Linked DNA regions of Mus musculus: region 2 is linked to region 1. Evidence: chromatin loops called from intact Hi-C (ENCODE). Cell type or tissue: left cerebral cortex. All regions are shown on one strand. Each heading gives the region's core, and the rest is flanking DNA. Links, peaks and the distances in the headings are about the cores only. Region 1 overlaps Gm36264 (a long non-coding RNA gene). Region 2 has its middle 5.6 kb from the start of Larp4b.

Evidence for each region. Hi-C counts contacts between places; a loop is a spot of excess contacts. Peaks named below come from ENCODE experiments on the same cell type or tissue, not always from the same donor. Only the 100,000 strongest peaks of a DNase experiment are listed, where the experiment ranks them.
Region 2: it touches region 1 in a loop (3.0-fold over the local background); 4 of 42 quality-filtered maps call a loop at or near these places.

What each region holds. Positions count from the first base shown.
Region 1 is chr13:9,007,276-9,015,615 of GRCm38, forward strand. It overlaps Gm36264 (a long non-coding RNA gene), which reads right to left. Exons shown (of 5, transcript XR_873116.2): 3 at 1,069-1,164. Among named protein-coding and RNA genes, the nearest start is that of Gtpbp4, 15 kb to the left of the region's middle. In left cerebral cortex, for the core only: no CTCF peak of the experiment used is centred there; DNase peaks (open chromatin) are centred at 4,521 and 4,877.
Region 2 is chr13:9,084,083-9,092,422 of GRCm38, forward strand. No RefSeq gene overlaps it. Among named protein-coding and RNA genes, the nearest start is that of Larp4b, 5.6 kb to the right of the region's middle. In left cerebral cortex, for the core only: no CTCF peak of the experiment used is centred there; no DNase peak of the experiment used is centred there.

The DNA.
Region 1 (8,340 bases), core at 167-8,166:
CTGAGTTCGAGGCCAGCCTGGTCTACAGAGTGAGTTCCAGGACAGCCAGGGCTACACAGAGAAACCCTGTCTTGAAACCACCACCACCACCCCTCAAAAAAGGAAATAGCAATGAAATAACTTTATGATTATGGGTTACTACAATATGAGAAACTGTATTAAAGGGTCTCATTCTTAGGAAGGTTGAAAACCACTGTTCTAGACCAAGCTGTGCTGTGCTAAGGGTAGGTGTACACCTTTCACACAGTGCTGGGAAAACCAGATTTCTATGTGTAAAAGAATGAAATTTAAACTGGGCATGGTGGCACACGCCTTTAATCCCAGCACTTGGGAGGCAGAGGCAGGCGAATTTCTGAGTTCGAGGTCAGCCTGGTCTACAGAGTGAGTTCTAGGATAGACAGGGCTACACAGAGAAACCCTGTCTCGAAAAATCCAAACCAACCAAACAAACAAACATACAAAAACAAAACAAAACAAAAACAAAAACAAAAAGAATGAAATTTGGATCCATATTCCTCACTGTGGTGGTTTGAATATGCTTGGCCCAGGGAGTGGCACTATTAGGAATTATGGGTCTTGTTGGAGGAAAGGTGTCACTGTGGGGGTGGGCTTTGAGAGACCTTCCTCCTCGTTGCCTGGAAGCCAGTCTTCCATTTCCCTTTGGAACAAGATGTAGAACTTTCAGTTCCTCCAGTACCATGCCTGCCTGGATGCTGCTATGCTTCCTGCCTTGGTAGTAATGGACTGAACCTCTGAACCTGTAAGCCAGCCCCAATTAAATGTTGTCCTTTATAACAGTTGCCTTGGTCATGGTGTCTCTTCACAGCAATGGAAACTCTAACTCTGCACTCAACATGCAGAAAAATCAATTCAAAATGGATCAAATATCTGAACCCAAGACCTGAAGCTTTGAAACTACTAGAGTAAACAGGGACGATATCTCAACACATAGGCTAAGGGAAGAATTAGTCCTAACAGGACTCCAAACACACAGGAAGTAGCCCTAAGAATTGACAAATGAGAATACATAAAATTAAAAAGCATTTTTACCAAAATGGAAACAATTACCTGAGTGATGAGTCAGGAAATACTTCTTTTCCACATACAGATCAAGCAAAGGATTGATGATGTCAAGGATATTTAAGGAACAGCAAAACTGAAACACTAAGAAACCAAATTATCCAATAAAAAAATTAAACTAAATAGTCAGTTCTCAAAAGAAGGAATGAAAATGACCAATAAATACTTTAAAAGTGGCCTGCACCCTTAGCCATCAGGGAAATACAAATGTAAACTGCTTTAGGATCCCATCTCACCCCAGTCAGAATGAGTATCATCAAAAACCATGCAGGTGAGGATTTGGAAAAGGGGGAACCCTTGGGGCTGGAGAGATGGCTCAACAGTTAAGAGTACTGACTGTTCTTCCAGAGGTCCTGAGTTCAATTCCCAGCACCCACATGGTGGCTTACAACCATCTGTAATGGGATCTGAGGGACAGTATATCACATACATAAAATAAATAAATCTTTTTTAAAAAGGGGGAACCCTTATCACTTTTGGTGGGAATGTACATTAGGGATAGCCACTATAGAATTCAATATGGGTGTTTCTCAAAAATCAAAAAATAGAACTATTATGTGACTCAGCTGAACCAACCACTCTCCAGTCTACATCTGAAAGGCACATAATGGAGGTGTTTGTTCCATGTTTGTTGCTGTGCTGCTCATGGTGAAAAGGAAGTGAAAAGAGTTGGCCTGATGAATGGCTAAAAATAAAATAAAATAATGGTGCATATATATAGTAGGATCGTCCATGCAGCCACAAGAAAAAAGTGAGACCCTGACGTTAGCAGGGGAATAAATGAAAATGGAAAGAAGGGGCTGGAGAGATGGCTCAGTGGTTAAGAGCACTGACTGTTCTTCCAAAAGTCCTGAGTTCAAATCCCAGCAACCACATGGTGGCTCACAACCATCCTTAATGAGATCTGAAGTAGTGTCTTCTTCTTCTGGGGTGTCTGAAGACAGCTACAGTGTACTTACATAAAATCAATCAGTAAATCAATCAATCTTTGGGCTGCCAGAGCGACCGGGGCTGGAGCAAGTGGAGCCAGAGCGAGAAGAAAAAGTGTCTGAAGACAGCTAAAGTGTACTTACATATAATAAATAAATACATCTTTAAAAAAAAAGAAAGAAAATGGAAAGAAATCATGTTGAACAAGGCATGCCAGACTCATAGAGACAAGTACCTCACATGCTCTTTTACATGTAGAACCTAGATTTAAAATTGCATATACATGTGTTTGTGTATATGTATGAGTATGTGTGTATTGATTATAAAACCAGAAAGGGGATCATGAGAGGAGAGGAAGAGATCTTAAGGGAGGGGAAAATGACAAGGTAATGGAATTCATGTAATAAGAAAGCAGACGATGTGAGTAACTGGTGAAAGAAGGGAACCAACCAAAAGAGGGGATAGAGTATGGAGGAGAGCAGTGAAAGAGGACAGCAATTGAGAACAAAGTATAAGGAGGTGTACATGAAAATGTCATAATGAAACCTGTTACTTTGATGATGATGGTGGTGGTGGTGGTGGTGGTGGTGGTGATGATACAGAAAATAGTCTGAAATTGGGCTGAAGACATAGCTCTAAGAACATATACTGTTCTTGCAAAGAACTCAGGTTCAATTCCTAGCACCTACATGGTAGCTTAAAAGTATCTGTAACTCCATTTTCAGGGTATGCCCCACCCTCATATCTAGCTACGTCTTCCAATTAGTTGTAAGCAGTTCTGCTGTACTTGCATATGGCCTCAGGAGGGAGTAGAATATATAGATGAGGAAGGACCAGTACTGGGGAGAGGGACCCATTTATGTGTCTGTGGGAAGGCCATCATTTCTGCTGGGTAAAAACAGTGGGGCATTTTGGGAGGGCATCCACATTCCTGCAAGAAACCCTTCATGTATGCTCTGTAAGGAAACCCAGGAAACTCATTAGTTTCCCAGAGTGACCTGTGGTGGAAATGCACCTTAGTTTGTCACTGGGACTTTAGAAAGAAGGATACATCACTCCCAACAAAAAAACATTTAGTAACATAAAGCTAAGTGCTCTGTATACTTGATCCAAATGAGAGGGCTGATCTTTACATTTGTTTTCCTTAAACAACCTAAGTGTGAGCTCTGAAAACTATTGGGAAATAATGAAAGCAGTCAAAACACAGCTCATTATGAACCAAATAGTGTACTCTGGTCTGCTGATTGTATAATACAAGTTTTGACAAAAGGGAAAGCAAGCTGCACTAATGTTATCATTGGTCTTGTCACAATAGGCTACAGAAGGCGGGAAAGAATGACAAGTACTACTTGAATATGGCAGGGGTGGAACACAGCAACAATAATGTCTAATTTCACATGAAGCTACATAATCCTGTCAAAGTAGCATGTTTCTGAGAACTCTAGCCTCTATACTACTTTATTTTAGATTGTTAAAAATATAGACAGATGCCGAAATATACCTGCATACATTTAAATCTGTATGTGGAGATATAAATATATATGTGGCTATTTGTTCATCTAGCTACTGATAGGCTAATATTACCTATATAGAGGCAAGATTGAGTGAGTGGAGAGATGTTTTGGCACTTAAGAGGCCAAGCTGTTCTCCTTGAGGACCCAGGTTTAGTTTCTCTACCCACATGGCAGTTTACAACCATCTGTACTCCAGTTCCAGGGGACTTAATGTCGTCTCCAGCCTCTGATAGCACCGGGTGTGGATGTGGTGCAAATACGTACATGCAAAACATTTATATGCATGAAATAAAATAAATCTCTTTAAAAAGAGATATGGGTAGAATTGAAGTGATTTCCCCCATGTTTTAGATTTCCAAGTAATCATCTCTTCTTATGTAAATGCCAAATATTAGGCCTTACTTTGCTGGGCCCTTTAGATAAACATCATATAACATAAAAGTACTAGGAACTGAGCTGGAGATGTAGCTCAGTTGAGTGAGTGCTTGCCTGGCATGCATGGAGCCCTGGCTGTGGTGAAACATGCTTGTAATACAAGCACTCAGGAGATAGAGACAGGAAGGTGAGGAGTGCCTCAGGGCTTCTATTGCTGTGAAGAGAAACCATGGCCATGGCAACTCTTCTTTTTAAATTGTCTTATTTATTTACTTTAAAAAATTTGTTTTATTTATTTACCATGCCACCCCCTTTTTAAAAAATAAGATTGATTGATCGGTTGGTTGATTGATTATATAATAGTACACTGTAGGTATCTTCAGACACAGCAGAAGAGGGCATCGGATCCCATTACGGTTGTGAGCCACCATGTGGTTGCTGGGAATTGAACTCAGGAATTGAACCCCTTTGGGGGCCATTTTCTTTCAAATCACTACAAGGAGTTTAAGGTCAGTGCCCCCACTGATGGGGACAGAGAGGGCTTCTGGAGGGGGAAAAAAAAAAAGATCCAAAGCTCCAAGCCCGGCTACATTGGCTTGGAAGCTGGGGCCATGGCGTCCTCTCGGCCTCAGAAGTACAGAGCCCCTGCTGATGGGGACAGAGAGGGCTTCTGAAGGAAGAAAAAAGGAGGAGGAGGAGGAGGAGGAGGGGGAGGAAGAGGAGGAAGAGGGGGAGGAGGAGGAGGAGGAAGAGGGGGAGGAGGAGGAGGAGGAAGAAGAAGAGAAGGAGGAAGAGAAGGGGGAGGAGGAGGAAGAGGAAGAAGAGGAGGAGGAGGAGGAGAAGAGGAGGAGGGGGGGAGGAGGAAGAGGAGGCGGAAGAGGAAGAAGAAGAGGAGGAGGAGGAGGAGGAGGAGGAAGAAAAAAGAGATCCAAAGCTCCAGCTAGCTGGACTACATCGGCTTGGAAGCCGGGGCCATCTCGTCCTCTCGGCCTCATAGCTACATATGAGTCCTCTTTGGCTACATTGCAAATTTGAGTCCAGCATGGGATACATGAGAGTAATATTGACCTATCAGTAGTTAGATGGATAGATCAATATTCGTGTGTGTGTGTGTGTGTGTGTGTGTGTGTGTGTGCACGCTTGCTTGAGTGTGTGCTTGTGTGCATGCGAGCACGTGCCTGTTGCCAAGGAAGCACACACAACTTTGGTAGCCTACCAGTAGCTAGAAGTATAGACAAATATCCATAAACATAATCTCATAAGACATTCACCTCTGCAAAATCCCTGATTGCACTAAGTTGCTATCATGTGCCTGGGGTCTATTCTTCAAGCATCTCATTTCGGATCTGGGTATGACGCTCCTGTCATCCTTGCACTTGAGAGACTGGGGTGAACGTTTAAGCCTAGCCTGAGGTAAATACTGAAACTCTCATCTCAAGAACTTTCACATTTTACAGATTTGAAAATTAAACGATGGGTGTAAGTCTCTTAAATGCAGGCCACGTTTTCTGATTTTCTGTTCATTTTCTGTCTTGTGCTTCACCACACTACCAAAAAATTCTGTCACACCTACCCCAACAGCCATGATGTGTGCACATTCAAGCTGTCTGACAATTGGTGGAGATTCCTATTGCTTCACCTTCATTATTGTATCTATTTCACTTTTTTCAAATTTAAACTTTTATATGTGAAAGTCTACCCCCAAAAGCCTGTGCCCAGTGGCTGGGACAAAGTATGTGGAATTCTAGTATATTGAGAATTCAGCAGAAGAGTCAGGTATTTGCATAACACCAGCAACAATAGTTGCCAGCTAATAAATCTTAAATCCCAACTGTGCTGTGGGCATTGCTCTGAGCACTTGAAATATATGAGTAAGAAAGATAGAATTATTCTTGCCTTCACAACATTTGAGCCTAATGAGGTACAATAGGTGGATGTTAATAATTCAGCTTAGTCAAGAGTCAGGAGGATCAATTTGAACAAGCTTCTTTCTAACTGGTAACTGTAAGCCCCACTAACACCCCAGGGGCTTGCTATATACCCCAAGATTGTAAGCAGGCAGGCAGACAGACAGACAGACAGACAGACAGACACTCTGCCTAGGCTAACCTTGAACATGCAGTCCTCAGCCTCTCAAAAGCTGGGATTATGGACATAAACCAACACATCCCACTTGGAAATTCATTCCTAATTAACAAATTTTTCTTTTTCTCCTGTGTTCCCAGAAATCTCTAAAAAGACTTGGTATTTATTTTAAGTTTAAACATTAACTGGTCTCCACAAATGCTCCCATGTAGTCCCTAGACATTGTATGCACTGCGCATACAGCAGTGAAGGGGATCACTGGGCAAAGAAAGAAGCTGGCATTAGGTGTGAAGAGGACACCCCACATCCCTAGACAAAGAACATCTCTAGGTTCTGGCTCCTGGCCTTACCCCACCTCCCACTGCTATTTTCCCAGTTGTTGTGACACATCAAACCTGTTCCCAAACCCTTTAATGACTGGGTAGGAGTGTCAAGTATTTGCATAACAACAGCAACAATAATAGCTAACACTTGTTGAGAGTAGGCTGCATGCCTAGTAGGGTTCCAAGCATTTTATGTGCATTAATTCTCACATCTGGCACATTAGGCCTTCAGGTACATATCAGCATGAGTACACTGTAGCTCAATCCTTCAAGAGATACTATGTATTCTTAATCTATAGATAAGAAAGTGATGCTCAGAGAAATGAACCGAGTGTTAAGTAACCTATTTAACGGTACACAGCTGGTAAGGAGCTGAGGTCACAGAACTCAGCAATGAGGCGGAAAACCCAGATCCACTTTTCTACAATGATGCTCCCCAGTGTTAGACTGTCCATGTCGTCTCACCCACCCTACCCCAACTCCTATCCAAATATCAGGCCACATCCCCTGCAGCTCTTTCTCTGGAGCAGATAGTTGGTAGGAAAACATGTTGTTTAGTGGCTTTGCAGTCCCCCTTCCTAGCAGCTACAAGGTAAATGTTTAGGTGTTATCTAGCACCTAGCTCTCTCCTCGTTGGCATTTAGGCCAGTCCAGCTTTACCCTCCCCTCTAGCCCTGAAAACCTAAGAGTGAGAACCTCCCTTTGTTCTTCAGGTCTGAAAGAAAGTTTCTCTCTCTTACTCTTAAGGTTCCATCGTGTTTGACTATAGCTGGTCTATATTTCAGGAACCATAAGTCGTGCTCTCCCTTCAGGACTTCTGTCTTGCTATAACAGTGGTTCTCTCTCCTAATGCCAGTCCTTTGTGGACTTGAAGGCCAACTAGTCTGGCTTCAGAACTCCCTCTCCTACTGAAGCCTCTCTGCAGGGGAGTCTCCTGCCTGCTCTTTCCCAAGACCGTGCATTGGAAGTCGTTATTCCCAGGAGGGTTTGTTTCAGGAGCTCCATACAATCTGTCAACAGGAAGCAGCAATGAGCAATACACTTCTAGTGTTGGATTTCACTGCAAGGGCTGTGCTTCAAGTGTGAGTTGTGCTGAGTCACCCCTCATGGGACCTTGACCAGGCGGCTCCTCTTGTTTACTTCTGCTGCTTTGTTTGGTGAAAGAATGTCCATGTTTGCTGTTACACACCAGCTCTTGTAGACCTTTATAGAAAGGTGTTCTGTTTGACTAGCCAGGTGAAACACTTTCATTTCCCAGAGTCTCTGAAATCTTAACCCCACTACCCCCACCACATCTCTCAAATAAAGGCATTAGATATTTGAGATGTTAAATTTGTTTGATATTTATGTTTTACCTTTTGGGGTTTTGGAGGCCATGATAGTACCAATGGCTACTAGGTTTATCCCATTTACCCAAAGACTGGAAAATTCACCTTTGCTGAAGTTGAACTAGATCTAACTTAAGGTATAGATTAAATTTAGGGGGACTGAAATTATTCCATTTTACCCCAACATGAATAAGAGAATACAAATCTAGGATATATATATATATATATATATATATATATATATATATATATGCTTGACTGACATGTATTCTGTGAACCATGTTCATTCAGTGCCCACAAGAGACCAAAAGAGAGCATCAGATAGATCCCCTGGGACTGGAGTCACAGACAGTTGTGAGCCACCATGTGGGTACTGGCAATCAAATGGGTACTCTGGGTGATCAGCATGGCTCCTAATCAATGAGCCATCTCTCCAGCCCTTGTTTTATTTCTTGCCCCTCTTTGTATACATTCACATGCTTAAATGTATATAGACATATGTGTGTGCTCTATGGATTCATGTGGAGGTCCAAGGATATTGTCAAGAGTCCTCCTCAGTCTCCTACCTTATTCACCGAGGTAGCATCTATCGGATGAAACCAGAGTTCACCTATATATTTCATCAAGGTAGCCAGCTTGTTCTGGGGACTCTTTGTCTGCCTTGAGCACTGAAATTACAGGCAGGCACTCCCGCTGATCCAGCAT
Region 2 (8,340 bases), core at 73-8,072, 77 kb after region 1:
TGGTTCACCTTACATGTGTCGCTGAGCTCCATTTGTTGGGACTCCACAGAGGGAAATGCACCAAAAACTTCTATGTGATGTACTGCAGTTTCTTGCTGCTTCCATGGACTTGGGCTGATTGGCAGAGTGATGTCAGCTGAGGCATGACCCATGGAGGACCTGTGATGTATGGAGGGTGTAAATAGGACTCGAGAGACAGTGATGGGGGATGACCTTGGCTTGCTGGTAGAGCGAGTTGTGCAGTGTTTGTTGGTCTTGAATCTTCGCTGATCTTCAGTTCACTGAGAGAGGCACAGCCGAGAACATATACTTCTCCTGCTATTGCCTCGTGCCAAGGATGAGGCCTGGCTGTCTCTGCTAGGCAGTGCCACCACTGATGATTCCTGTCTGCTATCCTGACTCTACCAAAGTGGACTGCTGGTGCTCCATGAAGAGTTTGTGAGTGGATTGAGCTGCTGCTGCTGCTGCTAACCTGTGAACTGAACTGCTGGTTTCCAAATAACACAGATGGGAGTTACTCCAAAGAACCTTTCTAAACAGGTCCACTTCCACAGTATCTTTTCTTTCCCACTACCTCTGGTGGGTGGTGGGTTAAAAGGGAAATTAAAGTGTTTAAGAAAAAAAAAAAAAAGCCGGGCGTGGTGGCACATGCCTTTAATCCCAGCACTCAGGAGGCAGAGGCAGGAGAATCGGAAGTTCAGGATCATCTTCTGCTAAACCGGGAGCTCAAGGTCCACCTAGAAACATGAGACCCTCAAAAAAACATCTGATTTTTGTATTTCTTTCCATTCCTGATACATATTTGCTCATATATCCAGTGCATGGTAGTCAAAGTATAGCACATCCAGAGAGGTGAAGAAGTCTGAAAGTACAACCTTGAAATGGAGGGTGAGGCTCTAGCGAGACGCTTTAGCAGGTAAAAACACTGGCTACCAAACCTGAAAACCTGAGTTAGGTCCCTGGAATCCATATGGTAGAAGGAGAGAACCCATTCCTGCAAGTTGTACTCTGACCCCCACTTACATGCTGTTGTGACACATGACCTATACACACACACAAATAGATAAATATAAAATTGTAAAAAATAAACTTATAAAAAAGAAACTGAAGGAGAGAATAAGTATTCTTTTGGATTCCCAGTCTCCCTCTGGGATTCCTGTTAAGAGCAACTGGTAGCATGTGACCTGTCAACTTCAGATGTTTTACAAAGAGGATCTAGGAAACTGTCTCCAAGTCTAGTCAAAGTGACTAACATAGGCCTAGAGGAAATACAAGTATAATGTAAGTGACGTATGGAAGATTGTGCCTCTCAATTATATTATATGGTATCTAAGGTTATAGTGTTGACAAATGAAAGAAACAAAAATAGCTATCTTCATGAAGTTCAGGAAAGAGGAGAAAGTGATAAAAGTTCCAGGTCAGCTGGATTCACTACTGAAAAACATAAAAAATAAAACTACCAGGTAAACTGGTTATGACACCAGAGGTCGACTTCTGATCTCTATGCCCTTGTGCACCTGTGCACGCGTGCACCACACACACACACACACACACACACACACACACACACACACACATACACAAACAAACAAATAAAACAACAACCAAAAAAACCCTCAAAATTATAGAGCCTGCTGTTATTTGGCTCTCACTTCACAGGCCTCCTGGGAATTATTTTTATCTAGTAAAAAGAGCCATCCTGGCTGTGGACTGGGTACCCATGTCCATTTTCTTTTCTTTTTTTAAATTAATTAATTTATTAGATGTAAGTACACTGTAGCTGTCTTCAGACACTCCAGAAGAGGACATCAGATCTCATTACCGATGGTTGTGAGCCACCATGTGCTTGCTGGGATTTGAACTCAGGACCTTCGGAAGAGCAGACAGTGCTCTTAACTGCTGAGCCATCTCTCCAGCCCCCATGTCCATTTTCTAAAGCAACAAAACACACAGTTATTTCTTAGGATGGTTTGCTGGGCTATCATACTTCTCAGAGGTGACTGCATTCCTCACCCAAGGTGGTGGATGGGAGGAACCTGGCCCCATTTCTTGCTTCCACAGAGGCTCTGGGACAAATTTTGGTTCAGTGGAAGGGTGCTGAATTTAAAAAACCAAAAAAAATGGTGATTACTTTGTCAGATCTCTAGGAGTTTAAAGCTTTCCCAGGGGAATATACTTGCATATACATGATGTATAGATTTAAATGAAAAAAAAAGTTTCCTATGGTGTGATGGTTAGTATATGCTTGGCCCAGGGAGTGGCACGATTAGGAGGTTTTGCCTTGTTGGAGTAGATGTGTCACAGTGGGTGTAAGGTTTAGACCCTCATCCTAGCTGCCTGGAAGTCAGTATTCTCCTAGCAGCCTTCAGATGAAGATGTAGAACTCTCAGCTCCTCCTGTACCATGCTTGCCTGGATGCTGCCATGCTCCCACCTTGATGATAATGGACTGAACCTCTGAACCTGTAAGCCAGCCAGAATTAAATGTTGTCCTTATAAGAGTTGCCTTGGTCATGGTGTCTGTTCACACCACTAAAACTGTAACTAAGACATATGGGTTCATGTATTTTAACACTTGGTCACCAGGTGGCATTCGGGGGAGGTTACAGAACTGTTAAGAAGTATAGCCTTGCTGGAGGAAGTACTTCATTGGGACAGAGTTTGAGAGTTCATAGCCCCATTCTGTTTCCAGTCTGCACTCTGTGCTTTGTACTTATGTTTGAGAATGTGCTCTCTTAGTTTCCTCTTCTGCCTGCCAGCTGCCATGGCTTCCTGCCATTATGGACTCTTTCTCTTGGACAGTAAACCAAAATAAACAAGTAAATTCTTTCTTCCATACATTGCTTTTGGTTATGATGCTTTATCTCAGAGAAAGAAGCCAACCAAACAAAAAGCAATAACAAAAAAGTAGTTAACGGACGTGCAAAGTCAGGTTCTCTGTCTGAAGTATCAAATCCCAAACTAGGGACCCTTCCAAAATCTCTTGACTCTTACTGTATTAGTCAGGCTTCTCTAAAGTCACAGAACTCATGGATAGTCTCTATATAGTAAGGGGATTTGTTATGATGACTTACCGTCTTAGTCAAACTCCCCAACAATGGTCAACTGAGGATGAGGAGTCCAAGGATCTAGTAGTTGCTCAGTCCCACAAGGCTAGCAGATCTAACAGATGTGCTGGCAAGTCAATGCAAGCAGGTGAAGAAGAGCGAATCTTCCCTCTTCCAAAGTCCTTATGTAGGTCTCCAGCAGAAGGTGTGGCCCACCACACCTGGATCTGGGACTTGTTTTGTCTCAGGCTGACCTTGAACTCCAAGATCTCCTTGCCTTAGTCTCCTGGGAGGCATAGCCACTATGTCTCAAGATCTCCATGCCAAGATCCAGGTCAGAAACTTGTATCTCCCTGCCTCAAGATATGGATCACAGGTGAGCCCTACAATTCTGGATTTTAGTTCATTTCAGATATAGTCAAGTTGACAACCAGGAGTAGTCATTACACTTATCAACTCACTCTTTTTCTTTGTGAGGGCTTCAATAAGGCATGCAATCAAGATGTACATAGGTCTTTCCTTGGGCCTAGTAACTGTTTCATGCCTGGACATAGGCAGGCACTATATAGGTTTTGATGTCTGAATCTGCAGTGTCCTTCCAGGCTCATATTTTCAGTACCCGTTTCCCAGCTAGTGGTACTGTTTTGAAGTGGGTAGGGCTTTAAGGATTCAGGAATTAGTTGGAGGAAGAGGGCCACAAAGGGGCGGGATTTTGAAGGCTATATTCTGTGTCTAGCTCTCTGCTTCTGTGAACAGTCTCTATCCCAAACACCCACTGACATGTTGGTCCTTCCCACCATGCCATTAACATGATGGAGTAATATAAACTAAAACCACAAGCCAAAATAACATTCTGCTCTCTTCAGTATCTCTGTCAGGTATTTTGGCTATGGTAATGTAAAAGGAACTAAAAATTACTGAAAGTAAGCAGGTCAGATAATCCCTGTGGAAATCCACAGGTACCACGGATTCGAGCTGCCGTCCTAACCAGCATAAGAGAAAACAGTGTCACATTCAAAGAAGTCACAGACCCAACCTCTGAAATCTGGATAGAGCAGCTTAGGTCTTTCCTGTGGGCTTTCTGTAAATGTATCATCCTCCAGGTGTTGTGAAGCACATGAAGCAGAAAGGTTTCTTACCTTTCTAGAGGAGCTGGGAAGATGGTTCAGTGGGTAAGAGTGCTTGATAAGAAAGCACTAGCTAAAAGGACCAGAATTTGAAGTTCCAGAATGCACATAAAAAGCTGAGTTAGACTGCAGGCATAGATGTGCTGGCCTGCTGTGGGAGGCAGAGACAGGGTGATTCCTGGGGCTTGATGACTGCCAGACCAGCTGAATGTCCAGCGAGAGACTGTCTCGGAGGAATAAAAAGGAGAGTGACAGAACAGGACCCTGCTGATCTCCACATGTACACGTGTGGGTATATGTACCGTACATGCTCATACACTACACTGCATTCACATACACACACACACACACACACACACACACACACAGAGAGAGAGAGAGAGAGAGAGAGAGAGAGAGAGAGAGAGAGAGAGAGAGAGAGCCGTTAGATATGGCCCCTCATTCCAGGATTCTATGGCTATGCAAATCTTAAGTTCCCACTGCAGGTCCTCATCCATAGGTTCCTTAGTCTGTTGGTCTGTTGCTGCTTTCTCCCAGGTCATCCTACTACTGCTGCCTGGACTCTTTTCTTCCTGGTTCTGTGCTTGCCCATTAAGCTCTGCTGTATGTCTCTTCAGTGTCTTAAGATGCAAGACTCAGAGGCTTTGTCTGGGCCCCTTTATTTCTTCAGCTAGGGAGTATGGGATATCCTAGGAAATGCACTCCTTCATTTATTTAACTGTGATATGAATATCACATATTCATGGAATACATATAGGAAATTAAAATCCTCCATAGCATTCTCATATTTCAGTTATCACAAAGAAATTAAATCATGCAAAAGAGCAGGGAGAAGAGCTGTATGGTCCCCTGTGTGTCAATCATATGCAGCTGGTGCAATGCTCAACACATCATCTTGCCCATTGTGTTTTGGGCATGAATCCCACATGACGGAATTGGTCTCATGGGAGCGCATGTCAGTCAGGAAACCATTATTGCTGACTCGGTTCACTTGATTCTGAAGGTGTACACACATTTGTCAAGTGCAAAATGTCCTTTCCCTTTGAAATTACTAAGCATTGAAGTGTCATATATAACCTCTGCCTCAATAAACTTTCATTCACCTTAGCATTCATGGCTGTTGTAAATTCTATGATAGTGGCAGCATGGCTGATTTAAAAAAAAAAAAACCAACAAATTCTTCTTCATTTACTAGCCAGTAGTGTACTATAAAAAAGAGCTTTCCCTTTTCTCTTATAATCCCTACTATTTTTAAACAAACCACACACACACACACACACACACACACACACACACACACACACACACACACACAAACACACACACACCTTAGTAACTGTGTGAACTCATGCATTCCAAAAAATTCAACATATTCTAGAATATGACTGTCATTCATTTTGATACTTCCGCCTAATTTGACTTAGCCAGTTCTTTAGTGTGTTTCTATTCTGGTCCATTTTATGGTATGAAAAAGTCTGTAGCAAGTCTGAGAAAAGCTTCTTAAGGGTTCTTCCTTGCCTCATAATAAAATCTTGACTCACCGAACAGGACTAGCCTGCCTCTAGCTTCCCAACTGGTGCTCATTCTCTGAGGAAGGCTTGTGAGCAGCCCCTTCACCCTTGGGTTACCTAGCACTCCTGTTTCCTTCCCGAGGTGGCTGGGATCCTCCTCTCAAAAATCCTTTATTCTCTTTCCTACTTGTTACTTTCTCTTCAGGATTCTTCTCCTGGCCCCAGAACTCAATAGAGTCTCTTAACACAAAGGAAGTTCTTAGAAAATATTTGTTTAATTGATGGGCAACCATAACTGGAAAGAGTTAGAATTGATGTTGTGTTTTGAGATAGGGCCTCCCTTTGTAGTCCAGGGCATCATTGGTATCTTTGACTAAAAGCAAAATCTAGACTGGCCTCAAACCTGGGACCACCTCCTTCAGTCTTTCCAGTGCTGGGATTCCTGAGTGGACTGCTATGCCTAGATTAGAAATTGAAAGCCATATGAAAACTCACTAGTTAGCAAGATAATTTTAAAATACACCTTAACAAAAGAGTGTTTGAATAGAACTTCTCTGCATGGGTGGACATGAGTTATAAAAGGAGAGCCTTACTACCAAGGTATGGAATGCTTCCTTACGAGTGATTGGTTAGGGAGGCCCCAGAGGTCCCCAAAGGAACATAGGTAACTGTCATTGCCCTTGGTCACTTAACATAGTTTCAAGGTAAGACCCTATTGCTGAGGACGCCACACACTTTGGCTGCATGGCACAGAGAAACCAGTGCTAATCCAACTTGAAAATGTCTTATTTTTTGGCTAAGGTGCTATGTAGGCTGCTGGAGGAGGAAAGGCATCAAGAGTCTTACCTAGCACTGGACCTTGCATACTACAGTATTGACCTACTGAGCAGGATAAGCCCACTGCTATAATACTGGCATGGCTGTTAGGAGAGAACTAACAGCCTTCTGATTGGATTTGAGTCCTATCTCTGTGGAGAGAATATCATGCCTGTGGCAAAAGCTAGTGAATCTAGCTGGGGAGATCATAGGCTGTGGGCTAGAAGCTGCCATTATTATTCTGCTAAATGGTTACACTGTCTAAATAAGTTCTAAATGTTTATGTTTACATTCATAGACCTGGGCTGCTCTCCACCTTAGTCAGAGAAGCTCTCCCCCCCCCCCAAGTGGGTTGCAGTCAATGGATAGTTGTATGCATAGCTTAAGTACTAAGGATAAGAGACAGAGAGCTTAGGTGTCCTAAAAGGGATATTTAGGGGGACATTGCAGGAGAGGAGGCAGAAAGAAGGTAAGAGCTAGAGAATGGGAAGAGTAGTGTGAAATATTACTTTTTGTACATGACATGGCTATGCACACTCATGAGCTCACAGTACCTGTGGTCATCTGCATAAGCCCTGCACAAGATTAAGGTAGCCAAAATTCTGGTATTGATGGGAAGTGATCTCCAGGCCCCACCACTTACTGAGGAGCTACTGGTTTTGTTTGTTTGTTTGTTTGTTGTTGTTGTTTGAGAATGTTGTCATTGGCAAGTTTCCTGTGCTCCAGCGGAAGATCCATGGGCATATGAACAACACAGTGTATCAGCTGGCAAAAGCACTTATCAGTTCCTTGGCTAGTACTTACCATTTAACTGGGGTGGGGTAGCATTGTGGTGCCAGTTGCAAATTACACTGAGATAGTCTGCTGGCAAAGGCCCATGCTACTAACTCTGATGATCTCAGCTGAATCCTTGGGACCCAACATGATGAAAGGAACAAATTAATTCCCACATGAGAATCAATCCCTTCTACCTAAAAGGGGTATGTGTGTGTGTGTGTGTGTGTGTGTGTGTGTGTGTGTGTGAAGAAGAGAGTTCCCCTTTCCCTCATTAACTCTATTATTTTTGGATACATATACACATACAAGAAAAGAAAATGAAGTGTTTAAAAGTTTAAAAAGGGGGATAGTAGTGACTGGATGGATATCTTGTTTCAGTTATTTTTTTGAAACAGTGTTTCACACTGACGCTCCCCAGGAGTGCTTGGAGTTCAGTGATCCATCTGGTTCACCTCCATGAGCTGCTCAAGCAAAAGGTGAGAGCCATTGCATCTGGCTCTGATTGCTAAGTCTTTACTAGAACTACAAAGTACAGAGAGGACCTAGAAGGGAGATAGGATCACAGGAAAGGGGCGGGGGGGGGGGGGCGTGGGGGGAGATAAGCAAGAGTAGATCAGAAGTAGAGGGTAGGCGTATGAGGGAAACAGAATCATAGTGATTAGGACCTAAGATGCTCTGGATCGTAGGTTCTCATCTCTCCCTCTCTATCTCCCTCTCCTCTCCTTTCCTCCCCTTCTCCCCTTCTCTCTCCATGCTACGAATGGAAGCCAGGGCCTTTCATATGTCAGGCAGGCACTATCACTGAACCACATCCCAGGGGATTTATAGGAAAAAACACCTATTAAATGCTGACTTGGTTCTCAGTAAAAACTTTGTATAGGCTGTGCTTTATTCTAGCATAGACTGAGTTGACTCACCCAATGTCTTAAGAATTCTTAGTACACTAATGTAATTGGAAAGTTAGGGTGTCTCAATCTACAGGGTAGGAAAGGAAATAGACCGTTTTCACTAGTTTGTGAAAGTCCTTCTTTTTATGCAATAGTACTTAATGTTATCCTGTAGG